Linked DNA regions of Mus musculus: region 1 is linked to region 2. Evidence: chromatin loops called from intact Hi-C (ENCODE). Cell type or tissue: left cerebral cortex. All regions are shown on one strand. Links, peaks and the distances in the headings refer to the core of each region. The heading gives the core; the rest is flanking DNA.

Region 1 (15,439 bases), core at 2,791-10,790, 120 kb before region 2:
GTCAAACTCAGGGCCACTAGCATGCTAGGCAAGTGCTCTACCGTTGAGTTGCAACCTTCGCCCCCTTCTGTCCCCCCCTCCCCTCCCCATCATCTCCTCTCCTTTCCCCTCCTCTCCTTTCTTCTTCTACTCTTCTGTCCTTCCTCTTTCTTTCTCCTGCCCGTCTCCCCCTCTCGTCTCTCCCCTCCTCTCTTCATTTTAAAATTGAATTCGGAGCCTACAGCCACTTTCCAGGGCAATGGAAAAGGAATGAGGCCCGAGCCCTTGGCATCCAGGGCTGGGAGCCCCGTGTGCTGCAGAGGCCCAACTTGTCCTTATGCAGTGAGTTTTTTTTTTTCCCCTTTGATTTTTATGTAGCTCTGCAAACCATGTGGACACCATCCCCCAGGGCAGGTCATCCATATCATTTTACAGTTGAGAACCTGAAACAGAGATATTACGGGGAAGATAAGGGTTTGAGTCCAGGTAACTAAAGACCTCCCTATACTCTTTTATCTTGGCTTGCTCACGAGGGTTATACAGCTAGATCCCTCTGCACTGCACACTGACCAGGCTCAGCTCGTTCAAGCCCAGGTCCATTAAAGCCACTGCTGTGGGATGGGGTGGATCCAGGTCTCATCCCCAGCCTCAAATTAGCCTGCCCTTGCTGTGTAACAAACGACCCCAGCATAAAGGTTCTCAGCACAGCCACCGGTATCTGTCACCTACATAATCAGGCCAGGAACTGGCTCGGCGAGGTGGTTTTGGCTCCGCAGTTCTTGTGTGGTTGTAGACACCACAAGATGCTGGCCAGGGCTATGGTGTTCTCTGGGGGCTTGACTATGGCTTGCTTCCAAGATAACCTTTCCTTGGTTGCATGTTTGTCCTGGCCAGTGGTAAGAGGCTCCAGTTAGTTGCAACACAGACCTCTAGGATACCTGTCTCCATAGCATGGCTTCTCCTAAAGTGCAGGAGTCCAAGAGAGGGAGCTGTCATGTGCTTTTTTCTTTTTGGCTAATTAATTTATTTTATGTATTTGAGCACACTGTATCTGTCTTCAGGCACACCAGAAGAGGGCTTTGGATCTTATTACAGATGGTTGTAAGCCTCTATGAGGTTGCTGGGAATTGAACTGAGGACCCCTGGGAGAGCAGTCAGTGCTCTTAACCTCTGAGCCATCTCTAGCCCCTGTAATGCTGGGTTTTTGTTTTTGTTTTTGTTTTTTAAATTAATGAATTGTTGTTGGTAGTGCTAGAGACAGGATTAAACCCAGGTCCGCATGCCTGCTACCAAGGACCCAGTCCTTGCAGTGTCTCAGACTTTCCGGGGTTAGTGGCCACCCTCTCTCTTCTGCCTCATGCTTTTTTATTATAAGTAAGTCACCAAGACTGGTTACATTCAATTGAAGGGGAACTAAGTTTCATTCAAAAATAGTTTAATTACTGTATATTCTAACCGACATTTAATAGCTATACAGCTTGTGGGGCGGACATGATTCTTCGATGTGTGTGTATATTGTAGTGGTCAGATAGTCCCATTGCCCCAAACACTGACTCATAGGCTAGAAAATGAAAAGTGGTCTCTAAAACAAACAAACAAACAAACAAACAAACAAACAATAAATAAATAAATAAACTGTGGGTATGATTTAAAAACACCATCCTTTCAAATATTTTACTGGAAAAGATGAGCCCAGACACCTTTGTTGAGATAGCAGCCAGGTCTCTTCCAAGTGCTTCTGGGAAGGCTCCTGTCTGAGACCACACGGGGAGGGGGATGCGTCTCAGACAGTGGTCACCCGGTCTCCACTGTTGTTCATGTCTTTGTGAAGGCGTACCCCAGTTTCCAGCTCATTTCTAACTCCTTCCTGTTACTGTAGATCAGTGTTTTCCTCTTATTTTACTTTAGACAGGGTTTCCCTCCGTAGCTCTGACTGACCTGCAGCTCATCTACTTATTCCTTAGAATTAGAGCCATTTACTGAGTACCCCTTACTGAGCAGGGCAAGGCACAGGTACTCTTAAACAGTTCTTGGAAACGAAGGGAGGGAGATGCAGGAACAAGGGACCCGCCCAAAGTCAAGGCGCTGGGCCCAGCAGATCCTGGTCTGTGCTGCTGGGCTACTTCCCCCAAACGGCCCCTGGCCCCAGTCTGTTCCAGAGCCCGGCTCAAGCCTGGTCCCTAGGGGAAGACTGGTTTCTCTCATTGGCCATTGTCACTTTGCCATTCTTGTGTGTGTGTTCAGCTCAGTTTCCATATCAGTCCACAAATGTTAGAAGTTACACGCGTTATTGTTCCCACAAGCCCTCTCCCTCAGGGCCCACCTGTCATCACCCACTGGGGGCACCAACAAATGTAAAGTGTCAGGGGGCTGGGGCTGGCGGCTTCAGGAACGCACCCAGAGGGTCTCAGGCAAGGATCTCAGCTTGGCTGCCGCCCACCCTGACCATCTCTTCTGTGTCCCTTTGCCCAGTGCTGGCCCCTGCCCCTCCTCACCTCAGCCCTGCCACCTGAGGCAGCTCCTCCTCTGTTCCTGCTTTGTCAAGACTCCCCGCTCTTTCTTCCTTAAATTGATTCTCAGTAAAAACCTCTCTCTCTATTCTGACTCCTGGGCTTCTTTAGGTTTTCCTGGAATCTTTTGTCTCGTTCCCCTCCCCAGCTCATCTAAACCACTCTCTTGGGTCTGTCTGTCACCCACCCCTCCTGGTAGAGGGACTTGTTGCCAGGCGGTAGCCCTCTTCCTTCCAGTCGCCCCTCACCCATCTGCCTGGCTCTGTCTCCAAGGTTACTGCTGCCTCTGCCTCCTTTCTTGCCTCCCTTCCTCTTTCCTCAGCCATTGCTGAGGGTGGGTGAGGGAGGGTGGAAGGACTGCGGGCTGTCTGGAGAGACAGAGCCTTACCCCTTCTCCTTGCTTCCGTGATCTTCCCTCTCTCTAAGGCTCCTTTCTCCCCGCCTTGGACTGTAAACTGTCCTATAGCCCCCATCTCTTTGTCTCTCTCATCCCCCCCCCCCACCTCCGCGGATCTCCCCGCCCCCTGTCCCAGCGTCTGCTTCCTCTTTCTTTTCCCTCCACACCTCTCTTGCTTTTACCTCTCCGATTTCTCTGGGCTAGCCTTGTATCTTTTTCTCTTTGTAATCTTCCAGTTAGAATTCATGTTTCTCCTTCAGGAAGCAGAGACAAAGATTCTGTCTTAGGTTTCCCGGCCCCGCCCTTCTCAGCAAGCTCGCTCTTTAGGGTTTGGTGCTAGCAGGCTTTTTGTAGCCTAGCAACAAGTACTAAGTTCAGAGTCCAAAGCAAGGACCAGAGCAAGCTCAGTTCTGGTCGGGCATGAGTGAACATGAGGTGCTGGAGGGAAGAGAGAGCAGGACCCCAGGCTAGCTTGTGTACCCCACTTCCCAAAGGCACCAGATATAAGGATGTCCCGAGAAGCCGAGAAGCCCGGCAAAAGCCGAGGTGAGGGCAGAGATGAGCTGCCATGGATCAGCTGTCTGTTGGCAGAACTTTTCTGTAGCTGCCCCTGCCTGTGATCTACAGGTGCCCCTGCCGGTGTCACACCAGTCAGTGCGTCCCAGGACCCCGGTACAGGACTTGGCATACGGCAGGTACACTGTGGGTGTGTTTCCATTCTGTCTGTGCTTGGAGGGAGGTGCACAGGGCTTTTGGACTCCTTGACAGATAGCATTTGGTAATATCTGTAACAAAAAGCTTCTTCTAGGAACCTTTTGAGGGACTTTTCCAGACAAATTATTAATATTTTTCGTTCAGGAATTATTTAGCTATTCCCTCTGCTGAAAAAAAAATCACTTTTCTTTTAGTCATTGATGTCTGTACTTAGACACAGTAGGTGGATTCCGTTGTTCAGTGTGGTCATTACAGCTTAATGCAGCCGTTCTCAACCTGCAGGTCGCAACCCCTTCAGCGAACCTCTATCTCCAAAAATATTTACATTATGGTTCATAACAGAAGCAAAATTACAGCTATGAAGTAGCAACAAGAATAATTTTTATGGCTGGGGGTCACCTCAACACGAGGAACTGTATTAAAGGGTTGCAGTGTTAGGAAAAGTGAGAACCATTGGCTTAATGCATCTTTATGTTTCTAGAGTAACAGAGATGTTCCAGAGGTCTCTAAAAATGAGACCTTGTACTCATTTGGGCCTCCTTGCCCTCTTGCTTTGGCTTTACTATTTCTAGAGTTTTCTCTCTGTGTGTCTCTAGATTAAACACCTGGGAGACTGAGCTGTTACGATGGCATTCAAGGTCTCCTGGAGACAGGGACAAGGGGACTTCAGGATATGTTTCTCGCCCATCCAGGCCTGATGACCCCAGTGAGTCCCTTCTGGTTGCTAGAGCGGGATCTGCCTAGCTTCTGTCCCATTCTCAGGTGGAGACAAGGAACCAGAACCAGGGGTTGGCATAGCTCAGAAAACTGGACAGAGAGGAGGGTGGTCCATGCTGTTTTGTTGATCTCAGTTCCCTTACAAGTACCCGATCACACATCTGCACTGCATCAGCTCTGGGCCATCCCTCAACCCCTCATGCTACCTGCCTTCTCATCATAGTGGTCATTTCTCTTTCCTTTCCTTTCTTTTTCCTTTCCTCCCCGCCTCTCTCTTTCTTCAGGGTTTCGTGTAGCCCAGGCTGGCCTTGACCTTACTATGTAGTCAAGGATGACCTCAAACTTCTGATACCCTCTCCTCCACCTCCCAAGTGCTGGGATTGCAGGGGTGTGCCGCCATGTCTGGTTATGCAATGCTTGGGGTTGAACCCTGTGCATGCTGGGTGAGCACGTCTCCAGCTTATAGCACTGCCCTTTAAAAAGGGATGCGGGCCTCACACTCTCCAGGGAGCACTCCCCAAGTCATTCATTCACTTATACAACATGTGTTCACGGACAAGTTTCCTGCGTGCGACCACAGACACTGAGACCACCTTAGCACATAGGACTGTGAACTTCCTGCAACACTTAATGTGGGAGACAGATTGCAAGCAGAAAACCAGGTGCTGTGGGTGACAGTTCCAGTCAGAGTCAGGGAGAACCCTGCTGTTCTTTCAAGAGAGGCCCCTTCTTCATGGGAAGTTCTAGTTCATTTTGGCCACCAGCTACTGCTGCCACGTTGGAGATGTCTCTGAGCCAATTCTCCTCATCTGGGCAAGAACGCGTCCCTTTCTATTCTAAGATGATTATGTCTCCATTTAAAAGCAAATTTGCCTTCAGACAGATTTACAAACAGAAATTATATTTCCAGATGGGCATTGTAGAAATGTAGGGAATTTTAATTAAGCTTAAAGAAAAGCAAGAGGTAGGGGAAGAGATGGCTCAGTCAGTAAAGTGCAAGCCTGAGGACGCGAGTTCAGATCTCCACACCCACACAAAAGCCAGCTACAGGAGTACAGTCATAAGGAAGTGGAGACAGGAGGATTGCTGGGACTCAATGGCTGCCCAGTCTAGCTAAGCATAACAACTCCAGAGTTAGTGAGAGACAATGTCTCAGAAAAGCAAAGTGGAGAGTGATTAAAGAAGTCTTCAGATTTGACCTCTGACCTGTACACACATGTACACAGACACATGTACATACACATACATATACACATGTACACATATCTACACATATACATATAAATACACATTCAGAGACACACATATGCACACAAAGTGTCCACATATGTACACACATGTACACACATATACATGTATACACACATAATGCACATACTTCACACACTACATGCATACCATGTACACATGCCACATACACATGTAATACACATACACAACACACACCAAACACACACATTAAACACACCATACACATTCTCATAAACACACATATGTACATACACACATTCACACATACACATGTACACACATATTTATACATACAACACACAATACATACCATACACACACACACACAAATATCACACACAAAATACACATATAACAAACAACACATACTATACAAACCACACATACACACACATACCACACACATCACACACACACACACACACACACACACACACACACACACACACCCATCACTCCCACGTCCACTTTTCAGGGGCAGCACGGGCCTGAGCTGGTAAAAGCCTGTGATTCCCTCTCGACTCACCTTCCTGTCTCTGCCCTGTGCTTGGCTCACTGCCCACCCAGGGAACCTCAGAACCCTGGAACTTTGGGACCATGCCATCTCCAAAGGCCAAGGGGCCCTCTGTGGGTCCTTGCGCGCGACTGGTGTCTTAGGGATGCCTTCTGTGACCACTGAGTGTCCCTCTCCCGGGGGAACTCATAGGACAGGTGCACCGGGAAGAAGGCAGGCTGCAGGTACCTGGTAGGACCCTAGGACCGGCGCTGGGACCCGGCTGCCCCGCCTGGCAGCTGGGAAGCAATTCCGTGAGGGGCCGATAGATGGCGGCACTACACCGCTCCCAGCCCGCACTGCAGACACCGGCAGGACCAGGGCCGGCAGGTGGACAGGTGTGTGTGCTGGGCCCAGGAAGGGTTTGCCCTTTTTTATTCAAAGCTCTGGAGGTGGGCGCTATGGCTTTGGCCTGGTTCCATTGAACATGTGGCTCTTGAGGCCGCCATACAGAGCGACAGGTAAAATCGCTGCACACTGACAAGAGTTCAGCCCAGACTGGAGTTCCCACACTGCCCCCTAAACCTCCAGGGTTATTTGCTGTATCAGAGCAGAGCAAAGCAGGAGCGGGCCCAGAGACCCTAGCTAATCCTGTGGGGGAAGGACAGAGGCAGAAGGGACAGAGAAGGCTATGACACGTGGCTCCGTTCTCTCTGCCTACCTGCCAGGTCTAGCTCTACCACTTACTGGCTGGGTTACCTTTGGGTAAATTACTCAGCCTCTCTGAGTTTTCCCATCTCTAAACAGAGAGCAATGACGATAATGGCAGGTTTGATTGTTTCTCTTTTAATGATAGCCCTGAGCCCACCTCCTTGGACTAAGCCAAGAAGAAGTATTTCTTAGTTCTTACTTCTCAGCATTCCCTGGCTCTCATCATCTGCATGTTTGCCGTTTGTTTTAGACAGAGTCATGTAGACCAGACTAGTTTTGAACGCACTTGTAACCAAAGATGACCTTGAACCCTTTCTTCCTGTCTCTATCCACGCCCACCGCCCCGCCCCGCCCTGCCCCTGCCTTGCAACTGCTAAGATTATAGGTGTGCTGGAATCATACCCAGAGGTGCTGGGATTATACCTAGGGTCTCATGCATTCTAGGCATGCGCTCTATCGTCTCAGCCCCAGCCCTAGCCCCCGCCACAGCCTTTTTCTGAGGGTGGGGGTGGGTGAGGCGGGGCTGGTGTAGGCACACACTCCAGTGAGGCATCCACTCTTATTAATGAACAAAGTGGGGCTGCGGAGATGAAACACATCACTTACGGGCCACACTGTCACAGGCTGGGATCCAAACAGGTGTCCAACCCTGGACAGCAGGCACCTGTCAGGCCCCCTGCTTGCTTTTGTTTAGCTGCTTGAGCCCTTCCCTGTGGCTCCCACCCCAGCGGCACTGTCTGGGTGATTTGGGTGCTTTGGTGATGTTGTTTGGCTTCTGAGCATGTGGGGCAAAGGGCAGGCCAGCCTCAGCTGCCCTGGGGTGGGTGTCCTCCGCACTGGGCAGGAGAGGAAGGAGGCTGATGTCAACTCCAATGGTGGCCCCTCCCCTCCAGGGCTGACTTGTTAGGCCAAAGGCGCTGGCACCCTAACAGCGCCTGTCAGACGCCAATGAGTTGATGAGGTAGAAACTGGTTATTAAGTGTAATAACAGTGGTTTGGTTTTTCCGCGGTTCTGCCCATAAGTGCCTAAGTGACAGCTGGCTTGTGCCACCATGCTGCCTTTTAAGTGGCCCGAAGATGGGGCATTGGGAGCAGGTGGAACTCTTCTAAGGGAGCCTGGAGGGGCATCTGAGCTTCTTCTGGGGGGCTTTTCTGGTCTCAGTGGGACAGCAAGTCTGACTCTCGAGACCTGGTCAAGACTGGATGAAATGTGGGGATTTGGAACTTAAAACTATGCTACAATGTGTCCCAAGACCTTCTAAGGCCCACTTTGCCCTGTAGCCTGTTCCCAGGGCTTAGGTGGGAACTCTAGAAATTTGGGGGTGGGGTGGGGGAGACCTGTACTTTTTGGGTTCCATTGTTTGTGATCCCAGGGCTACTTTTTAAGGAAATCCCCACTCCCCCCACCCCCCGGCTTCTCCATACAGAGCTAAATTTATCTGGTTCATTAAGAATATAACATTGTTGCATCACAGGTAGAGACATATTGTCAGATGATGAAATGTGTTATACACAGTAGACTCTTAGAGGACCCTGTCATCTGCCACCGTGGCAGTGAGCCTGGAAGACAGTAGACTGAACTAAGTCCCAAGACAAGGGCTGCATGATTTCAGCAGTGTGTGTTTGTGTGCATGTGTACACACATGTGTATGCATCCATATCCATTTCCATGTGTGTGTGTGTGTGTGCATGAGTGTGTGCACTCAAGCGTATGTGACCTTGGAGATGGAACCCAGAGCCTCGCCCTCTACACTCCTGCTTTCCATGAGATGCTTAAAAAGTCAAACTAACAGAAGCCGAGAGTGCTCTTGGTGGTATCAGGGTTGGAGCAAGTTACCAGGGGTTGAGGGGGAGGGAATGGTGAAGGCCACTCAGTGAGAAGACGGGTTTTGAATATGTTCTAGAGATGACTGTTCAACAGTTCTGAATGCTAACAGTGGCCACTGCAAACTTTGTAAGAGGGCAGCCCTCATTTCAATGTTCTTATCATAGACACAGTGTAAGCAAAGTGCTCTCTCTCTCTTTCCCCCTCCCTCGTCCTCCCCTTCCCCCTCCCACTTCGCCTCCTCCTCTCCCCTTCTCCCTCCCCTTCCCCTCTCTCTCATCCTACCCCTCTCCCCGTCTGTGTGTGTGTGTTGGATCTGATTTTGGGGTAGTCTCACGGGAGTTCGCATATGGCCGAGCTCATCCGACTGTACCGTTAAATATGTGCAGTTTTTTTGCATATCAATTATACCTCGATAAAGCTGTTAAAACAAAGAAACTCACTGCAAGACATTCTGTTTGGCCCACGCAGCGCTTTACATTTAAATGCCAGCATTTAAAGTTCTAGAATTTCCAACCGAGATCCACACGTCTGGCCTTTCATCAAACAGTGGTAAGAACTGATAACTCAAGCATGCTCGTGTGCTAGCTGCTGGCTGCGGTAAAGCCCCTGCTGCAGAGTTAATGTCTTCAGCTTGCTTTGGTCCCCATCATCCCCACTGTCCCTGTCACAGAGGCCACTTGAGACACTCAAGCTGCCCAAGTCACCTGGTTCCTGCCTTTTCCTGCCCCAGGAGTCTATTGAGGGTCTGCTCCATGTGTGGTGACATGATATTTCAGTTGGAAATTATGGCAAAAAGGCAGAGAGTTCCAGAACAGAGACCCCAGACTAGATGTGCCGAGACTGGATCCTTTGCTAGCCTTGTTTCCAGCTTTGGATGTTAGATTTAGATGCTAGGAGTCTGGGACCACAATCTTTCAAGGCAACCCCTCCGGTGATGCTCAGTCTGGAAGGGGGTTGTCCCCTCCCTGATCTCATCAGATCTCAGTCTGAGTCCATAAATAACATAGGCTGTTCTGTGTATATGTGTATGTATCTTGCATACATGTGTAAGAATAGGCGTGAGTGTATACATATATAAATATGTGTGTATATATGGCCAATTATGTCATCACCAGCCATATTTGCTCTCTGTCTTAGTTTCTTTATCTGAAAAAAAACAGGCCATTGGGCTGTGGAAAGTTTTGAGTTTGAGGTAGTTAGGCCACCTGCAGGGGAAATGACAGGGACAAGCCACATGACTCCCTGAGCCAACTCTTCTTGAGAACTTTCTTGGGAACCAGAAAACACCATACAAATGAACAATTAGTGCTATCAGCTCTTTGCGTCTAAACGGCAAAGGACTTCCCCCTCCCTGTGCTAAGGGGATGGCAGGAGAATGGAGTGGAGTGTTGTGCATGGCAGTGCCTTGGATGGGGCTTGTTCCTGCTGCAAGGAACTCTTGCAGTGTGATTATTAACATAGCTTCCCCGAATGGTCTTGGCCGGAAGCCTGATGATGCAGCAGCTGCCAAGGCTCTGAGCTCTTCACCGTGGTGGCTTCTCCAGGTTGCACCTACCTTTTCTCCCGGCTGCTTGCCTCCCTCCACTCCTTAGCACTCAGTCCCTCATTTTCCACAGTCCTCTGGGGTTCGAGTCCCATTCTACCTATTTCACAAGTGGCCCTTGATTTCTGGGCACCACTATCATTTGGAAGGGTTTTAGCTATACCTAGTGGTTCAGTTGATGGAGAAATGAGCTCCTACCATTGCCCAGTGCTGTGTGGGAGCTGGTGTTGAAGTGAGAGCTGAGATGGATGAGGCCACCAGTCTGGGCCAGTGGTGGTGGGGCTCACAGAGAAGAGAGAATGGAAGCAATACACTAGAAAACATATATACATATATATGTAGATATGCAGGTAAATTCATAAAGAAAACCAAACAGAAGAGATGCTCCAGAGTGATAGGGCATGGCTCACAGAGTAGTGGGGTGTAGCTCACAGAGTGACAGGGCGTGGCTCACAGAATGACGGGGTGTGGCTCACAGAGTGATGGGGCATGGCTCACAAAGGGTGGTCAGTCTGGGATGAGGGAGCTGGTGTGTGAACTAAGGTCTGAATGGTACAGAAGAGGTAACTCCTAGGTGGAGAAGCTAAGGTTGGCTTGTCCAGGCTCCTTAATTAACTGAAGAGAACAGAGAGGAGCCGTATCTTACCCATGGTTTGCACAGCCTCTAGAATTCTGTTCTTTGACCTCCCAAGCTGGTACTTGGTCACTTACAGCTCTTAAATCTTTATGAAATCTTAGCTCCTGGAGGGTGAGGCTGGGCTTCTTTGAATAGCCCTCCCGATAATCATCTCTGTACCCCAGCTCCTGGTATCCGGATCTCCATCTTCTGATAGCTGTGAGCTTGCTCCACGGCAGCCAGCCCTGCAGAGATATGAGAGGCAGGGCAGAGACAGAGAGCAAAGTGGCTGAGTGGGCCTTGTCATTAGTTGCTGAACGCAGTAAACCCAGTGGACTCCCAGCCTTATAATGACCTCGTGTAATTAATGCTAAAGGACGGTGGGACCCGTATGGATTTATACATTAGCTCCACATTAACACTAAATCGTTTGATCACGAATCACTGTTAAAATAATGAACATGGGGCGCTTTACAACCAGATGAGAGGATGCAGCAGGCTCCTGCCAGCCTGGAAATTGAAGCACCTGCGAGATCCTTTGCCTTTCTCCTGCTCTGCAAGTTGTTTCTTGTTGTTGTAGGTTTTACCGTTATTGAGGTGTCTGTATACTGGGCATTTGTGGCTGGGGAAGGGTGGGGCACCACTTCACCCAGGAGCTGGCAGGCCAGGTGAGGTGGTAAGTGTACACTTGCAAATGGAGTGAGTTTAGCAAGGGCCTACCATGCTCCAGGTTTTCTCAGGATTTATCCTATTCAGTCAGCAAGGGGAGGTGTGCATCAAGACACAGGGGCGGATAAGAGAACAATGCTCATTCAGGGTGAGACTCGTAAGGTAAGAGTAGTGGCCCTAACCATGGTCCCAGTGCTTAGCAGGGGGAGCCAAGGGGCATCAGGGCTCAAGGTCATCCCTGGCTCTGCGAGACCCTCTCTCTAAAAGCAACAACAATAACCCCCCCCCCCCCACACACACACAAAAAACCTTCAAAATATTTATGTCTTTCCCACACGGAGCAGAGCTGCTGTCTGCTTGGGCCAGAGAAGGTTCTTTACATAGTAGGTGGCATTTATGCAGAGACTCACAGTGGGTCAAAGGGTTGAGAATAAGTGGGTGTTGACTGCTCAGCTCTAAATGGGGTGACTATGCCATCTCTTTCCAGGTTTGGGGAACACTGCAGAAGACTGTGGTGGCAATGGGAGTGGAGGCATAAGAACTGGGAAGGATGGGCTATCCTCGGACATGACAAGTTCCTTGCATTCAGGATTGCTGAACTGTGATTGTCTGCACAAGGCTCACACAAGAACAGGCCTGTCAGCATCCTGTCATGAGGGAGATAGGCTCACAAGGCCGCTCCAGTCACTGAAGATCTATAATCAGTTAATCCTTGCTGGAGGAGGGAGAGACCTCAACGAAGAAGGGAGACTGTGTGAGAAACCAAGACTGAGCATCATAGAATGGAGTCCTTAGAAATATAGACTAGATTCTGGAGGCTCTGGAGTGTTGGCCCAAGGACTTTGCATGTAGCATTGCTTATGGGAAATATCTGGTATCTATATTCTTGTTCTCCTCTGTCTCACTGCTAGAGACAGATTGTTTTTGTCTTTTCTAGGTGTGCGCGTTGATATACAGCCTCCAGGGTAGTATTTTAGGAAGTGAGACATTTGGGACGTGGTGGAGTCAATGAGGTTGGAGCCCTCATGAGTGGGACCAGTGACAGGAACTCTGGAGATGTCCCTCCCCTCTTCTGCCATGATCTAGGAAACAAACCTTCATTAGACGTTGAATTTGCAGGACTTTGATCTAGAACTTTCCAGGCTTTGGAACTGTTGGGATCTTTCTCAATACAATGGTCAAAAGAATAGTTGGCTGGCACTCAGAAGTCTTTTCACCAGTTCTGGGTCCAGGTTTCTCACTTTGGCATAAAGGAACTGAGGCAAAGGGAGAGTCTGTGACCTGCCCAGGGCCATCTTGAGTTTAGCAGCCTGATGGGACACTCTGATCCTTGTGCAGGGGAAGATCACAATGAAGCAGGAGGAGGCAGCATCCCAGAGCAGTGAGTACCTGAGGGGAGATGGGGGAGAAGCTTGGGATCTGGCTAAGGGGATCAAAATGAGAGAGACAGCGCTCTCAGGCACTGTGTGCACGGTGAGACTTGGCCTAAGAATCTTAATGACTTTTTTTTTTTGTTCAAGGCTGGGATTCCTGCCTTGCCTAGGAATGATAACACTTTAGTTCCATTCAACGCCTTCCTTTTGGCTCTGGGTTGTCTGTCCAGCATCTGCCCCACCATCTCACATTGGAAACAAAGTTTCTCTGGTCACTGATGCAGAGGCATCTCACCCTGGGGTGTTTTCTATGTAGAGTCTCAGCCTTGCCTAATGCATGACTTGGACTGTGATACCTGGGGCCTTCTCAGTTGATAACATATTCCTGCTCTCTCTCCCTATCTCTTTCTTTTTTTGGTTGCTGTGACCAAAATATGTGATAGAAATGACTTAAAAGGAGAAAGGGTTTATTTTAGACCAGTGTTTCGGGGTGTCCGTCCATCATGGGGGACAGCAGAGTACTTCTTCTTACCATAGTGACTAAAAAGTCCAGAAAGGGAAATACTGGAAGAGGCAAGCAGATGTAGGCCCCAAGGACAAGCATGCCCCCCCCCCCCATGGGCAACTCCCTCCTGCTAGGCCCAGGCTTCAATTTTTCTTTTCTTTCCTTTTCTTTTCTTTTCTTTTCTTTTCTTTTCTTTTCTTTTCTTTCCTTTCCTTTCCTTTCCTTTCCTTTCCTTTCCTTTCTTTTTTCCTTCCTTCCTTCCTTCCTTCCTTCCTTCCTTCCTTCCTTCCTTCCTCTCTCTCTCTCTCTCTCCTCTTTCTTTCTTTCTTTCTTTCTTTCTTTCTTTCTTTCTTTCTTTCTTTCTTTCTTTCTTTCTTTCTTTCTTTCTTTCTTTCTGATTTATTTCATGTATGTGAGGACACACACCAGAAGAAGACATTGGATCCCATTATAGATGGTTTGGAAGAGCAGTCACTGCTCTTAACCACTGAGCCATCTCTCTAGCCACCTCCCCCCCCCCCCCCCCCGTGTGTGTGTGTGAGTGTGTTCTCAGCACTGTTCCATTAGATTGTTATGTCTATACTTTTTGGAAAAAATTAATTTATTTTATGTATGTGAGTACACTGTTGCTATCTTCAGACACACTAGAAGAGGGCATTGGATCCCATTGCAGATGGTTGTGAGCCACCATGTGGTTGCTGAGAATTGAACTCAGGACCTCTGGAAGAGCAGTCAGTGAGTGTTCTTAACCGCAGACCCATCTCTCCAGTCCTGATATGTCTGTGCTTTTAAATATTATCATTTCATTATTTTATGTGTACAATATTTTGCCTGCAATGTGTGTCTCTGCACCAAATGGTGACTGATGCCTGCAGAGCCCAGAAGAGGTCATTGGATACCCTGGAATTGGAGTCGCAGATGGGTGTGAGCCACTATGTCAGCTCTGGGAATTAAACCCAGGTCCTTTGCAAGAGCAGATGTGCTCTTAACCACTGAGCCATCTCTCCAGCCCAGGGTGTCCTTTCCGGAGTTAGTACAGGAATTTTAGAGCCCTAAAGTACATCCCAGCATCTGAGATAGCAAACCATCGCACGCTGCTCCTCTTTTTAAAAACTTAACTTATGTTTATGTAGATACTAAAACTTCATTTTTCCATGTATTAATTTTGGAGCCTATCTTTTAAATTTCCAAAAGTTATCTGCAAGAATCTCAAGAATCTTTAACTGAATTCAGAGATGAGTGAAGTGTTTTTCAGTCTCTTGTGAATCTGTGAGAGGATCAGGAGGCTCACTCAAACGCAGCGTCTGAGTCTACACAGGCTGAGAGGTAGAGAGGCTCAGATGGACACTTTTCACCATGACTGCCTCCTCAGTGGGTTTCCCTTCAAGAGGGCTGTGGTGACAGTGTTTGGTTGCACAGCAATGATTTTAGTGGCCACTAACCACAGTGACTGCATCAACGACTTTGTTGGTAGTGGCAAAAAGTGATGTTTAAGCTTTAGTGCATTTTTATTCACGAACGTGTGTGTGAGTGTGTGTGTGTGTGTGCGCGCGCGCGCGTGCGCGTGCACGCACACATGCATGCGAGAGTGTTCACATGCATGTATGTGCACACCACACATGTGCAGAAGGCAACCACAGGTGTTTCCCACATTCCTGGCTATTTTTTAAAGTAGATTCTGAGTACAGGACACGGGTCCTTATGCTTGCATTGCAAGCACTTCACTGGTGGAGCTGTCTTCCCAGACTTTTAGTCTTGATTTTATTGATTTCCACGTTGTTTTATTATTCCTTTCTTTGGGATTATTCTATAAATTATTCAGTAAAATATTAGTCAATTTTTCTCATTTTTTTTGGGGTGGGGGGGAGGACACAAATGACAGCTAACGTCATTCATTCCCTTAAAGTTCCATATTAGCTGAGTCTCCAAGGCGTTGGCATGTGGTGTTTTTAGTGTCATTCAGTTCTCAGTATTTTGTAATTTTCCCAATACTTGCTTCTGTGACACAAGTGTTATTAAGTAGCTTGGGCCCTAGGTTTCTATGACTTTAGTATTAATAAGACCCTGTCTTTTTGTTATAGAGTGCTATTTTTATTACAGTTTTTAGGGATGGTAAAATTATCATCCTTTATA
Region 2 (15,439 bases), core at 4,082-12,081:
GTCACAGTGGGTGGGGCTGATAGAGCAAGGCCAGAGATCCTGTGGGGCAGAGACAGGGGCAGACAAGGGAGTCTTCTGGAACTCACTGATGAGGAGAATGAGGCTTCAGACAGCAAGCAAGAGGAAGATGGGAGAGGGAGAAGGCGCATCAGGGAACATAGAGTCGGCACGGATGCAGTGAGACCTTGCTCTACCCAGAACACAGCAGCAAGCCAGCCAGGCTAGCCCACGGGAGGAGGAGAGACATTTCTGGAGAAGAAAGGTGACAGAGAAGTAGTATGCAACTACACACAACCTGTAGGCATGGCAGGTTACACCCCGGCCTCCCAGCTCTGAGGTCTGGTCAGGCCACCATCACATTCATTTCTATTTGGCCCTGGAGATCTTGGCTTGAATCTAGAGAGCATGGAAACCACGGATGGGTTGTCAGGAATAGGTGGGAATCCTTATGTGCACAGTATGACTACTGTGCAGGGAAGGTGTTGGGGCATCTGTGAGGCGGACAGCCTCCCCTGAGGGTGCAAACAGGAAGTCTCACTGGGCACATGGGGACTTCCATCACAAGCAGGTTACACTTGCCATCCTACCTGTCTGAGGCCAGGTGGACTCTTACAGTGGACGCTGGTGCCGAGTGATTGGCTCCAGCTAGGTAGGAGGGCCTATGAGGCAGTGTCTAGTTTGGTTTGGGTTAAAGATGAACTAGTCAGTAAGTGGGTGAGTTAGTCATTCAGCCAGTCAGGCGTCGAGGAAATGAATGAGTGCGTCTGTCTGTCAGTCTGTCAGTCTGTCAGTGACTCACCCAGTCCTCAATTAATTGCTGATGGTGCTGAGGTGTTCTGGTGCAGTGGGAAATAAGTTTGTGCCTGCCATTTATATTTCCTGTCATTATTTACCTTTTGTTTTCCCTGAATATTTAGAAAAGTCTTGTTAAAATGCCAACCTATCTCAGCTATTTGGAAGGGAGAGGTAGGGATGCAGCTTTAAGGGCAGGAGCACCAAGGGGACCTGCAGGGTGGGGGCAGGAGAACATGGTGGGTTGAGGAGCTCTGCAGGGAGGTGGCCCTTAGAAGGACGGATGGGAGCTGCTTCTGCGGCTGGTCCCTTCACTTGAGCCTCTGCCTCCTCAGCTCTGCGGCGGCAGGAGCTTGTCTGTGTTCTTGTTCTTGGGTTTTTGTCTGGGCTGTGCAGTAGTTAGCACACAGGTTCCCGCACCGTCACCCCATGGTGGTCTCTTTCGATAGGCCAATGGCTTGTCCTCTCTGAGATGGAACCTCCTTTGGTTGTGCGAGTTTCACTGACCTAGTGCACACCCTACAGGACATCCTGGATGAGTCATTGTGATGGGGCAGGTTCAGAAACTCAAAGACATAGGGGATTGTGTGCTTCTTGACCCATTCCCTTCCCTACCATGAAGAGGGGTCAGCGTGGGGCCCTGACTGCAAGGCCTAAGTCAGCTAAGTGACTCAGCTAAGTGACAAACCCATAGCCTTGGCTTTGTCAGAGGGACAAGTCAGCCTCAGGGCTACACTCACAGCCACGGGTCCAAGAAACACCCCTTTCACTGTTGGTCCTCCAATGAGCCACCCCTCATCAGTTTCACTGCCTAAGCTCCCTCTTCTCTCTTCCCTCGGAGCGAGCGCCATCCCCATGGAAACTGCGCTGGGATCCAGTGGAGGATAAGAGGGACAAGGAGGGCGGATAATCAAGAATTATTTGTTTGGGATAAGAAAAAAAAAGTGGAGAGGTCTATGGGATAGGACCAAGAGGAGGGCATGGAGAGATGGGGGAGGGAGAGAAGGAGGGAGAGAGAGAGAGAGAGAGAGAGAGAGAGAGAGAGAGAGAGAGAGAGTCAGTCTTTGGGGAAAAATGGAAATTTAATCAGATCAGTTTTTATAGTGCAAATAGAAAATCAGTTTTAATAAAGCCAAAAAGAAATGCAAAGCAGCAGCCAGAGATGGAGACTGTGTTCCACAGGCAGCTCTTTAGGGGTAGGGAGCCTGGGTGTTTATTGTGTGCAGACAGAGCAAGGACTAGATCTCCTGGCTGAATTTCAAATAGACATTCAGTTGGGCTTTGGGGGGGGGGTAGTATGTCCCAGATTGCACCCCCCAGGGCCATCTGTCCAGAAATGGGGCTCTTTCAAGAATATTAGGAGAAAGAAGCGGGCAGAGGGCAAGAGTCCCCCTGCCTCCTATGGTGAGGGCCCCCAAGTGCCCCATTGTGGTGGTCCCCAACCAGCGGTGCCCATGGCAACCTGCCCAAAGACTTCATGGCCTTCCACTGACACACCCCCATTCTCTGGGCTTGATTCTTAATTACAGTTCTGGCCCAGCTCGTGATTTTATTGCTTTCATTTATTATAAAAAGACCAGTGTCTGTTTTGTTTTTTTTTTTTTTTGAAACGGCTATCTGGTCAAATCACGGCTGATAAGCAACACTGGCCTGTCTTTTTAAGATGGGTCAAATTTATCACACTTAAAAAAAAAAAAAAAAAAGCAAGCCTCCGACGGCCTATTAGGAAGTCCCCCCTCCACTTCCTAGAGTGACATTTTAGTAAAAAGCTTTATTTCCTCCCTCTGCTTTCACAAAGCCACCATCTTAAAAGAGAGAGGGAGGGAGGAGGGGAGGGCCAGACGCTGAGTACTTTTGAGGCGAGGCGGCTTCATAAAATATATGGAGGGGCAAGGGCGATAGCAGGATCTGTCCTAATGGGGCTGTTAGCTTGGAGAAACGACGGGACACGTGCTGTCAGCTGTTAGTTTTGTAATTAGGAGAAAACAGCACTTCACATTTCCGAGACAGCTATTTGAAGCTCCGAGGAAGATACGGGGGTCTGGGCCAGAGAGATAGGTTGGAAGGAGGGGGCCTGGGGAAGAAGACAGGGGTTGGTTTGGGTTGGTAGCTCACCTGTCACCTCTGAAACTCTGCAGCTGGTTGCACTGGAGGTCTGCAGAGTCCTTCTGTGGCTACCCTGCCCTTGCTCAGCACTTGCTACCCCCTGTATTCCAGAATGGGGGCATCAGGCAGCCTGCTCATCCAGCCTTTGCGGTAGGAGAGCAAGGTCCAGGTTACCATCTTCCCATGGTTAGAGAAGTCAATACTGTCCATGACACAGGGGCTGGGGTGAGGCTATTTTATCAGCTCAGCTAGAAGCAAATATGATAATGGATTGCTGTTTGGCCCTAGGGAAAGAGAGAGGTTATGGAGGGAAGGGTGGCCGTTGTGTCTTTTGATTGAGTCCTGCAACTTTCCTGATGCTGTGACCCTTTAACACAGTTCCTCGTGTGGTGGTGACCCTTGACCACTAAATCACTTTTGTAGCTTCTTCATAACTGTAATTGTGCTACTGTTATGTATCGGAATGTAAATAGCTGATACACAACCCCAAAGGACTTGTGGCCCACAGGTTGAGAACTACTGCTCTGATGGCTAGGGCTGAGATTAAGGCTACCTGGGACCTTTGTGTTTCTCCCTGACTCTTGTAAACCTCGATCTCTTCCCCTGCATCCTCCTCTCCAACAATCCTCTTCTACACTCCATTGCAAACAGAAAGGCCATGGCTATTGAGAAACACCTTCCCTTATTCATCCCAGCATCCGTATCCCAGGGAGCACCTGGCTACCACAGCCCTGTAAGAAAGTGATGCTGGCCATTAGGGATGTAGCTTGATTGATGGGTATTCAGCAGGCATGCACAGGGTTCCATTTCCAGCACTTCAGACGTACAGAGTGGTGGTGTGGCAGGAGAGGGACACAGGAGGAGCAGAAGCTTAGTCAGCCCTGGCTAGTTAGAGAGGCCAGGGCCAGGGTGGACTACATGAAAGAAAGAGGAGAGAGAGAGTATTGAGGGGAAGGAGGGAGAATAGGGAGAAGTGAGAGGGTGTATCGGAGAGAGGGAGGGAGAGAGAAGGGAGAGAGAGAGAAGAAGGGAGAGAAGGCCTTGAAGGGCCTAGACTTTGGAACCAGAGAAGGCCACATTTGAGAGCCGTGCTGAAACAAGCTGGAGGAGTGCAGAAAAGTCACTTGGTTTCTCTGAATCTCTGTCTCTCTCTGTCTCTGTCTCTGTCTCTCTCTCTCTTTCTGTCTCTGTCTCTCCTATTAAGTCAGTTGTAAAATGATATTGCCACTTCTGTGGAGTTGAAGGATGAGTGGGGAGTTTATGCCACAGAACCAGGGATCCATTAAACACTGTATGGAGTTAAAGGTGTGGGCTGAGTTGGGTAGTCTGTCACAGGAGGGCCAGGCTTGATATCTTGGGACCTTCAGGTCAGTGTAGCTACCTCACAGGGTCTTCCACTGTCCACTGCCATTTTGGACAGGCCATGGGCATTTCTCTCAGACTCCTGTTCTCCGTGGCTTCCAATGTGCCTCAGTTCTGGTCACATGACTCTATTCTAGTTCTTTTGGACTCTTGGCCTGGATAATGAAAACCCTTTACATGGCCAGAGGCACTTCATGGCTGCACCTTGGGTGTCAACAAGACAGCTTTGAAAACAGGTTTCACAATTGTAGGGAAGTAAAAATTTCAGCTCCAAGTGACAGGCTCAGCATAGGTCACCCTGGTCTGCTAAGGACTAGGTGTTTTGTTTGTTTATTTACTTATTTGTTTTTCCAGATGTGAGACTCTTGGTTTTAATATAAACTCCCAAGACAGAGCTCCAGTTCAGGAAGATTAATACCCAGTCAGAGCCCCCTTTTCAGGGCAAGGGCAGTCATGGAGACAGATGAACCACCTTGTTGGACTCCCAGAGAAGACAGCTGTCAGCTCTGGTTTGGTAGTGGCATTGAAGCAGCTTGGAAGGCTTCTCAGGGGAGGTGGTAGCACGGAGGTGGGTTTTTATGGATAACTAGATGCTCACAAGGTCGACTGTGGAGGGAGAGCTTAGAGGGGTGCAGAGGACATGGTTCAGCTTGGGAGCAAAGTGGTGTGACCTGGAGATGGGAGCTCAGGAAGCCAAAGGACATTTGTTCTGTCCTTGCAACGTAGGGCAGTGATGGAGCAGCTATGGGATCTGACTTAGAAGGACAACATCAGGACCAGAGAAAGACTGGGATGTCTTCCCTATCTAAGGATGGAGTCGTAGTTTCTACAGTGTCCAGGTTGCATCCCAGCCTTCCAAGACCAACGAGAGTATTACATGACTGTTCCATGCCAAGGCTGCTTGGCTCTATAGCATGGCTGGGTGCCTGGCCCATGGCTAGAGCCAGTGAAGCCAGCTGGTGACAGGATAGAGTTGTCCTGGCTTTGGCCAGGCAGAGTGGTGGGTTCTGACCGAGACAATGGTCCCTAAAGGACCTCTGCTTGGACAAATTTAACTCTGTGGGAAGAGACAAAGATAGTGACTTGGCACCATCAAGACTACGGCCTGCTGCTTAGGGCATGCAGGGACCCACCTCTGAGGTGAATCAGGGTGAGTGGCCCAGTCCAGGCTAGTTCTACCTCCATCTGGTGCTACAGTTGAGGGGCTTAGGGTGATTGACAAGCCAGCTGAGGACAGGAGAGAGACTGTGAGAGTTGGCTTTCACTAGGATGGGGCAGATAAGCTAACAGAGCCATGGATGGCTTCAGACAAGTCCAGCACCAACTCCTGTAGGAGATAAGGCATAGTCCTTAACAAAACAAAACCAACCAAACAAAAACACTTACAACAACCACCAACCAACCAACTACAAAGACTCGACCAGAGGCTTCCTGGCAAAGTCTTCTCAGAAGGAATTCCAAGACATTGGATGCCTGGGAAATCAGCCCCTGGCCTTTTTTTTTTTTTTTTTTTTTCTAAATGTGGTGAAATGTGCTTGGTCTTAAGGGATTTTCTGGTGTCAGCAACTCCCTAAACTAAGCTCTTCTCCCCCCTTCTCCCCCCTTCTCCCCCCTTCTCCCCCCTTCTCCCCCTTCCCCCTTCCTTCTCCCCCCTTCCTTCCCCCTTCCTTCTCCCCCCTTCCTTCCCCCTTCCTTCTCCCCCCTTCCTTCCCCCTTCCTTCTCCCCCCTTCCTTCCCCCTTCCTTCTCCCCCCTTCCTTCCCCCTTCCTTCTCCCTCCCTTCCCCCTCCATTCCCCCTTCCCCCTTCCCCTCCCCTCCCCTCCCCTTTCCTCTCCTCTCCTTTTCTCCCATCCCTCCAGTATATGTATTTCAGGGAATCCAAGGATATTAATGAATTCACCTAGCCACCGTGTGTGTGTGTGTGTGTGTGTGTGTGTGTGTGTGTGCGCGCGCGCACGCATGTGCATGTGTGTGTGTTGTATGTATAGTATACATGTTGGTGTGGTTGCACTTGTATGGTCATGCATGTGTGTGTGAGGTAGAGAGGAGATCAACATTGGGTATTTTCCTGTATTGCTCTCCACCTTTTAAAATGTAGGTGATAGCTATTCCAACCCAGGTCTCCATGTTGCACATCTGGTGCTCCACATACTGAGCTGGCTCCAGGGCCCTCAGACTGGTGCTTTTAAACAGGTAGATGAATTGAGGATTGTGGCGACATTGTAATAACTTGGGGGAGGGGCACAAAACTCAAAGCAGCAGAAGTGGTCTATCATTGGCTTCGAAGTCCCTTAAGTCTCAACTTCCTGCTGTGAAGGGGAGCACTGTCGTCCCAACAGGCTGTGTATTCTATTCACTTAGTAGGTTGTCTCAACAGGCTGTGTATTTTATACACTTAGTAGGTTATCCCAAACAGGCTGTGTATTTTGTACACTTAGTAGGTCACTGTACTGGGTTGGCCTAACGTTATTTGTATTATAATACTAATTTGAGTCCCTCAAAACTGTTTGTCCCAAAGACAAGAGAGTCCACACAAGGATGAGGAGAGAGGGAGGAGAAGCCACCATTGGATAGAGAAGAAATGCAGGAGAGGAGAAAGGAGAGCCAGAATGGGCTGGGGAACAAGAGACCATGGCTCAGAGGGATGCCTAATTGGAGCTATGAGCATCCCAGATACCAGTAAATAACAACTTGGGTTGTGGATAGGAGGTAGATCTAACAACAAGAGGGTAGACAATTGCCCAACTATTGTGCTGCTTAAGGCATATTAACATATAAAGACAATATATGTCTTTTTTCCAAAAATATAAACCATTAAAGTAGGGAGGGAACCCATACTGGGATATTTTAGTATTTACAACAGACTGTTCCAAACAGGCCGTTAACTCTATATACTTAGTAGGTCATCCTAACAGGCTGTGTATCCTGTACACTTAGTAGGTCATTCCAACAGGCTGTGTATTTTTGAGGGAAAAGGCTCGTGTTTTTCTTCTCCTTCTTCTGGTCTTTCTATCCCCAGGGTCTGGTATAAAGTAGAAACTCAATAAATGTTAGTCAAATGAATGAATAAACGTTTGAATAACAAAAATACCTGCTCTCCAGACCTCTCAGGATTATTGGAAGGATCAAATGAGATAATGCACGTGAAAGCACTTTGTAAATTGCAGAGCACTATACAAATGCAAATCACTCCCAGCTTTGGTGGAAATTATTATTCAAATTATTATTATTATTTTCACGGTAAAGGAGGAGAGGAGGGAGAGGCCAGAGCACCCCAGCGTAGGGTGCAGGAAGCTCAGGCTGCAGCCTGGGCAGCGGTGGTGTTCTGCAGGCTACCAGAACGCATCTCCCTCTGCAGGCTGCTGGGTTAGGCAGCCCAACTGCAGCTGCTTTAGGGTCGGACACACTAGTTGCCATTGGAATTCTGCCCAGTGCTGGGGATGGCACACTGTCCCCTGAACAAAATAGATTAAATGCTGGGCTGTAAATGAAAAGGTTTTTTTTTTTTTTTGAATTGTCTGGTTTATTTTTTATTTTTATTAAGTTATGAAAAGCAGCATGTTAGGAATGGAATTGTAAAAGAGGGGAAAAATGGAGGGTGGGAGGGAGGGAAGGAGAGATGGGGAAGAAAGAGAGTAAAGGGAGGGAAGAGAAAGGAGAGAGAGAGAGAGAGAGAGAGAGAGAGAGAGAGAGAGAGAGAGCAGAGCCAGCACCAGAGGCTAGCAGACCCCTCCTGCAATCACTTTCCCTGTGCCATTATCCTGCCTCTTCAACCCCTAGCCTGCAAGAGGGAGCAGGAACTGGCTGGGCAGCCAGGAGACACTAGCAAAGGCGTGATTGATAATTGGCGACTGTAATTCTATAATTCATCTCTGCATCGCAGTGAAATTAAAAGAGTTTAGGTTCCTAAGCATAATGATCATCAATTAAACGCCGGGGAGATTTAGTGTCTTCATTTGAATTTTGTTTTATTTATTTAAATGTCTCTTATGCTGGGGGTTGGGGGAGGGCAGCACAGAGTGGGGGCAGCTGAGTGAAGGCTAGCCCCCAGGCAGCTTGGAGCAGCCAGGTTGCATGGGCTGCCCCTGGGGGCAGCGCAGGGCAGAGGGCTTTTTGAGACAGGGGATCCATCATCTCAGGCCTAATCAGTTAATACTGATAAACTGCCAGCAATAACTGCCAATTGCACCGAAGTTCATTCTTTCAGGGAGTGCCCTGCCACATCGGGGAAGCGCTCCTGTCTCCAGGAGGGAGAGGATGCATTTGGTGGAGGCAAAGCCATTTCTTCTCTGAGAAGGGCTTGAGAGCAGCCCAGCCTGGTGGGCAGCCTGATGAATCTGGCCTGTGCCTGGTGTTTGAGCTCAGGTTTGGATACAGAGGTAAGGTGTACTTCGATGTGACTGTGGTTCGGTGGGGAGTGCCCATTTCTCAGCCCCAATTTGCATACATATCAAAACAAAGCTTCAGAAACAGAGCCACTCACTGCCTCCCTAGCTGTGTGACTCAGTTTCCTCCCTGGGAGAGAGGGGATTGTACTAGATGGTCCGGAGTGGCCCTTTGGCTTGATTTTAGCTGTCCCTGGCCACTGGCCCGTAGACAGGATGCCTCGCCCATCTTCTGCCCTCTTTATCCACCCCAGTTATAGCCTGGGTACCCTGGCTGCCATCTCTGCCTCTCGGACCCCCTTGACCCTCCCCACATGGCTACCCACTTTGCTGGGTTGGTTATTGCTACAGTTTCCCAGCATTCTCTGATTCTGACTTCTCACTTGCAATCAAGAAACTAAAAATAGAGAGTAAAGGAAGCTCTCCGAGGGGGGTTCCTGGGGGTGGGAAAGTGCTCTAGTTCCCCAGGGGAATGAGACCTCATCACCATCAGAGTACGGGAGGGGGGTTGCGGGGGGGGGGGAATCTAACCCAGACCAGTGACAGAGTTGGAGGCCAGGGGACAGAGGCTTCCTGATCAGCAAGAACAAGGACCAGGCTTGAGAGACAGTGTGTGAATGCTGGAGATAGGCAGGATTAAGCAGCAGCCTCTGGGTCTTTGTGCAGGAATCCCATTGTATCCCCAGCACAAGAGACCCTTTCCCTGAGCCAAGTGAGGGGCTGAAATCTTGGGACCAAGGTCCACCCCCATAGCCTGGGCAGAGGGGCTTTGTGTTCTAATTCATCCGCCAGGAGAGGGCACCCTGTTCTAATTTTCACAAAAGTGTGCTCCATGCTCGGGGAAGCATCCTGGAGAACGTTCTCAGAGTTATCCTATTGTGCTGGTAGACAAGCAGGACCCACGTGCCCTGATCAGGGATCTCTCCTTCAGAGCCTTGGATTTTAAAGGAGTGGGCATGGTGTGATCAGGTGGGGTGACTTGGAAGCAGTGAAGCTGTGTCGGGGCGGAGACCTGGCTTCTCAGACTTGCAGGCTTTGGGGGCTAGGATGAGGAGTTTGGCCCACTGGCATGAGCAGAGAAGGGTGCTGTGGGATCTCAGACACACAATTTCAAAACCCAGTCCACCTCCCTGTCCTGGGAAGAGCACCCTGGAGATCTGAGGAATGTGCGAGTCTACAGCCATCCTACCCTAGACGTGCCTGGCCTTGTCTGAAAAGCGAGTGAACTCCTGCAAGTAACTGCTGGTTTGGGGATACACCTGACTGTGGAGTCTGGACCCCTGGCTGCAGTTCTGGATATACTATGTCCATGGGCTCACTGCTGCTTTTTCCTCTGACCCTCAGTTGCCTTCTCCTGTCCAATCGTAGGATAATTGCCCACATGCTCTTGAGCAGGCTGCATGGGGGTTAGAACTTTCATCTCTTCTGCACAGACAGAGGCAGTGCCTGGACCTTATCTTCTGAGGAACAGTGCAAAGGGATGTTATCACCACCCTTGCTTGGCACTGCCTTAGAAGCAGCATGCTTAGCTGGGACTGTCATCAGGACCCATGATGCTTTTCCTCCTGGGGAAGAAATGGCTGGCACTGGAACCCCAGGATATGCCAGTGTTTGTACCAGAGATCCAAATCAAGATAATGTCTTTCCATCTCCTCTCCATCTTTTGAACTCTTCCCAGTTCCTTTACCAAGCACATTTCTATCACGGGACTTGGCCCTCAAACACGTGGTGACATCAGCAGGGAGAGAGGGCAGGGTGGAGCTGAACCCTGCCACTTGTGGTGCCCCGCCCCATCCCTCCCCCCACTAGCTTTTCTTAACCTTGTCCACGAGGCTGACTAACTTCTTGTACTTAGCATAAGTGCTTTTCTCTCTCTCCACTTTGGGAAGATTGAAGGCCTTCTAGAGAATGGGGGGCAAGATGAGGGTGACCCCAGGTTTCCAAACACGCTTACCTCATGTCCTTGTCTTTTTCCATCCTGAGCAGGCCATCCATTCAGGACTGCTCTGAGGTCAAAGGCTGTTCTGTACTCCCCAAGATTGTCTTGGACTCTTTGGACAGCTCTGTCCCTGTATTTGAGATGAGTTTAGAGGAGACAGGACTCTATAATTTTCTGTGTGGGATCCACAAAAGCTACAAGCCCAAGTGGGCAGGCAGCCCAACAAAGGCTTTTAAAAATTACCATGTGCTGTCCTTTCCTCTGATTACAAAAGCAATACATATTCATGGTAAAAATTTTGGGAAATACAGAAAAGCACAAAGGAAAAAAATCATTCATATTCTATGTTCCAGAAGCAACCATTATTAACATTTGAGGTATTCACCTTGTCCTTCCCTTTCTCGTGGTCTCTGCATCTCTGTCCTTTAACAGAAGCTTCATGCAGCAACACTGTTGTGTCACCTGCTTGGTGATAGTGTACCAGGAGCATTTCCACATATAGTAAAAGCCATTTGATGAGTGTGGCCAGGTGTTTGGTCAGGGAAATGGCATGGGGTGCGGATGAGGGTAGGGGTGGTGGAGGCCATGACAGCAGGACTGTCAAAGGAGGTCTCAGTGCTGATAGATCTGGCTCCTTGGCTTCCAGACCATCAAATCCATCAGCTGAAAGAACAGCCCTTGAGGTAGACAGCAGGAAACCCCGTGACCTGAGAAAGGTAGACAGTTGAGCTAGCCATAGCATTGAAGATTGGTTACTGTATTGGCCACCTTCCTCCACAGGTTCTTGTCCTGGCCACAGCAAGCTAGCAGGAGGTAGGCAGGACTCAAGGTCATAATCACTGCTAGGCTGTAACAAAATAGGCTAGGCATGCTAACCTGGGAGACAGAGGCAGGAAGATTTTGAGTCCAAGGCTGCCCTGGACCATATAACAAAGGCCTGCTTCAGAAAAGGAAATCAAACCAAACCCCAAACACCCAACAATGATAAAACAAAAAGAAAGCACTGTAGTGTATACTAGGAATACAGCTAAAAAGGTGAAGGTCTGCTTTAATACCACTTGGGGTGAAGAAGGATGCTGACAACATTTCCAATAGTGCAGGCTGAATACTGTAACAGGTGTGGTGGCTTGAATGAGAATGGCCCTCATAGGCTCATGTTTAAGTACTTGGTCCCGAGTTGGTGGAACTATCTGGGAAGGATTAGGAGGCGTGGCTTGTTGAAGGAGGTATGTTACTGCTGGCAGGCTTTGAGGTTTCAAAAGACTCATATCATTTTGTCATTTCTCTCTGTTTTCTGTTTGTGCTTGGAGATGCGAGCTCTCAGTTTTTCCTACCTCCACACCTTTGCTCTGCCATCATGGATTCTAATCCTTTGGAACCATAAGCCCACGTAACTGTTTTCTTTTATAAGTTGCCTTGGTTGCAATGTTTTGTCACAGCAACAGAAAAGGAACTAGCGGACAGGATACCTTGGGGTCATTGTGTGTTATAGAGCTTCAGTTTTGCTGAGCAATGAATACAAGTCTGGGATCCTCAGCAAGCCAAAACCCTGAACAAATAACCGTGGGACACTGGTCTTTCAAATGCAGGAATCCATGCCCATCTCATCAGCATACCACATTAGCCTTCTGTGAAGCATTCTGATCGGGCCAGCTGACTTCTGATGAGCCCATCTCTATCTGACTAGGCTTTTACTGTCTTCAAACTCCACTCAGCAAACCTAATAACCGAGGTTAAAAAAAAATCACAAAGGACAGAACCTTTTTTTCTTTTTTGAATGATGTACATTAGTGGATGGCAAGCATATGAAAAGATTTTCAACATCATTGACCACTAGAAAAATATAAATTGAAGCCACATGAGATAATATGTTCTATGCCAGATAGAGGAAAGATGAGAGAGAGAGAGAGAGAGAGAGAGAGAGAGAGAGAGAGAGAGAGAGAGAGAGAGAGAGAAGGGGAGGGAAGAGTTGGTAAAGAAGTAGTTGTAACTTTGTGTTCCATTGATAGGGATGCAGAATGGTAAGAGCCTATTTAGAAAACAACACCACTCTTTAAAAACTGAAAAAACAGAATCACCATGTGTTGGCAATTCCCTTTCTGGGGACATTTTTATAAGGACTGGAACGGTTTTGAAGAGATGCTTACATATTCAACTTGCAGCAGTGATGCTCACCACAGCCAAGGCATGGGAGCAACCCTTACGTCCACAGACAGATTAATGGGAAACCAGAAGGTGTTCCATACATAAGAAGAAATTCTACTCAGCCCCAAGCCAGAGAATATTGTTCCATGCTCCAAGCAAGGTAAACCTTGAAGATGTTATCGTGAGATAAGCAGCTTGCAGAAAGACAGAATGGTTGACATAGCTGATTTGTGCTCACAGTTTCGAACAGTTCCACTCCCAGTTCCTGGCTTCATTCATTCTGGGCCTGTGGCGAGGATAAACATCATGATGGAGGGAGTCTGTGGAGAGGGAGCCATCCAGATATTTACCTCATGATGGGAAGCAGAGGAGGAGGGAGAGGAGGACGAGGAGAAAAGAGAAATAGAGGTCAAAGACAAAACAATCTTAATTGCTCACCCTCATCCCCCAGTGACGCTTCCTCCAGCTTGGTTGCATCTGCAGAAATTTCCAGAACTTTCCCCTATACCAGTTGGGGAGCACATGCATCTTGGGGGGAACATTTTGTGTTGGCACCACAGCAATGGGGAATTTAGAGTGGTCAAATTCATAGAGGTTGAAAGTAGAATCGGGCACCTGGAGAGTGGGGCAAGAGGAAATGGAGACTTGTTCAACAAACATTGGTGTCAGGTTTCCATTCTGGACACGGGTTGTATGACAGGCAGGTAGGTATGTAACACTATTGAGTTGTGTACTTAAACATGTGTCTTAGTCAGGGTTTCTATTCCTGCACAAACATCATGACCAAGAAGCAGTTGGGGAGGAAAGGGTTTATTCAGCTTACACTTCCATACTGCTGTTGATCACCAAAGGATGCAGGACTGGAACTCAAGCAGGTCAGAAATCAGGAGCTGATGCAGAGGCCATGGAGGGATGTTCTTTACTGGCTTGCTTCCCCTGGCTTGCTCAGCCTGCTCTCTTATAGAACCAAGACTACCAGCCCGGGGATGGTCCCACCCGCAAGGGGCCCTTCCCCCTTGATCACTAATTGAGAAAATGCCCCACAGCTGGATCTCATGGAGGCACTTCCCCAACTGAAGCTCCTTTCTCTGTGATAACTCCAGCTTGTGTCAAGTTGACACACAAAACCAACCAGTACAACATGCTTAGGATGAGAAATTTATGTCAAGTTTGTTTAACTACATTAAAAAAAAAAAAAAGCTGATGTTATTCTTGCCTTCTCTGGCCAGCCCAGCACGGGAAGGTTGCCCTTTCCCTAGAACTCTTCTCTGGGAATAAGTGATTATTCTCAGCAGCTGGTTTCATCTTCCTGTGATATTCGAGATTCCTTTTGGGCAAGTTGTTTGAAGGTAGGGATAAAATCTTTACCCCTTTACACTGTCTCAAGCCTAATCACGGTTCAATTAATATCTGCTGACTGGATTGTCACTTCCCTTGATGTGTTTTGGTCAGTGGAGCGGGCGGGTGATGGATGGAGAGAGACGCAGAGGAGAGAGTGCCTGGCTGAGGGTCTAGCTTCCACTTGTTGACTGTGAATTGAGTAGGCAACTACATCCCGCTGTGGTCAACCTCACACATATTCACATTATTTTCACTGGCACATAGACGGGGTGGGTGCAGTGAGGACGTGAATTAGGTCAGTCGTAAGAGAATGGTGTGGTGGACGCTGAAAAGTCTGAGGTTGAAAAATGTTGGCAGGCATTAACCCGACCCACCTGAGACGTGTACCTACTCTGGAAAACAACCCCATAACTCTCCTCAGCCATCCAGCCCAGTGTCTTGCAGATCTTCTGCCAGGAAACCGTCCTCTTGACCTCTCACCCCTGCCCCTCCCACCTCCCTGTAAACTTCTCCTCTGTGGAAATGGAGAACATTGCCTTGTCACCTTATCCCTGGCACACTCTTTTAGAAATTGGACTTTAACTGAATAAAGGTCCCTCGCGTAAGGTAACTGTAATTTTCCTCTTTGTTGGGTGGTTCCTCTGTTAAATTAATTGTCTGGTTCTCCTGAAAAGCAATCTTTTCCCCCAGTTCATGTTCCGTTTTTGACCTAACATGGCCATTCTTGGCCTTTTGAATGGGATTTGCTGCTGGTCGGGAATTACATTTCCATAGCAACGCTGGCAGCCATCTTAAAAGTACTCCTCCCCTCCACCCCCACAGCCCGATTTTAACGTTCTGCCATCCCTCTCACGCAGACAGGTGGCTTGCTTGGGCATAAGCCATGTGTGTATTTATTCTCATTTAGGCAGGGCAGACAACAGCAACGGCAACTCACATCACTGACAAGATGGACGAAACCACACAAAGGAGGCGGGCTGCTCTCCGCTCCTGGGGTCCTCGGCGGGGCTGCTCTTTACTTTTTAGCTTTCCAGCCTTTTTACAAAACTTGAGTTGGAGGTTTTCATCTCCCCAGACCTTTTTCTGTAAGCAGGGCACCCTACTAAGCTAGAAGCAAGCCAAAGGCCTGTATCCTAGCTTTGGGGGATCTCTGTGTTTCAAGTTTGTTATTTATGGCTGTTCTTACGCAAACCATAAGAAGTGCGAAGTTTTGAAATTTTAAAAGTCTACCCCTCAGCCCCCTACCAGTGACTCTGAAGGATCTTTGTTGTTCACTGAACTAAGCTCAAACTCTAACACACAGCAGCTGAGGCCTTCGATAGGCTGGGTTCTGCCGATTGTCTACTCTCCCACACACCCCTTCTCTGCC

The links. A loop is a pair of places that touch in the nucleus more often than their neighbours do. Peaks named below come from ENCODE experiments on the same cell type or tissue, not always from the same donor. Only the 100,000 strongest peaks of a DNase experiment are listed, where the experiment ranks them.
Region 1: it touches region 2 in a loop (2.6-fold over the local background); 2 of 42 quality-filtered maps call a loop at or near these places.

What each region holds. Positions count from the first base shown.
Region 1 is chr9:46,386,701-46,402,139 of GRCm38, forward strand. Gm31432 (a long non-coding RNA gene) reads left to right here and starts at 2,762. Exons shown (of 4, transcript XR_379351.4): 1 at 2,762-3,581. In left cerebral cortex, for the core only: a CTCF peak has its summit at 6,380 (motif pointing right); DNase peaks (open chromatin) are centred at 3,221, 6,403, 8,772 and 9,042; H3K4me3 peaks cover 1,488 bases; H3K27ac peaks cover 1,153 bases.
Region 2 is chr9:46,502,052-46,517,490 of GRCm38, forward strand. The region is part of intron 1 of Gm31432 (a long non-coding RNA gene); the gene reads left to right. Among named protein-coding and RNA genes, the nearest start is that of Gm22659, 53 kb to the right of the region's middle. In left cerebral cortex, for the core only: CTCF peaks have their summits at 7,636 (motif pointing left) and 9,426 (motif pointing right); DNase peaks (open chromatin) are centred at 9,474 and 10,799.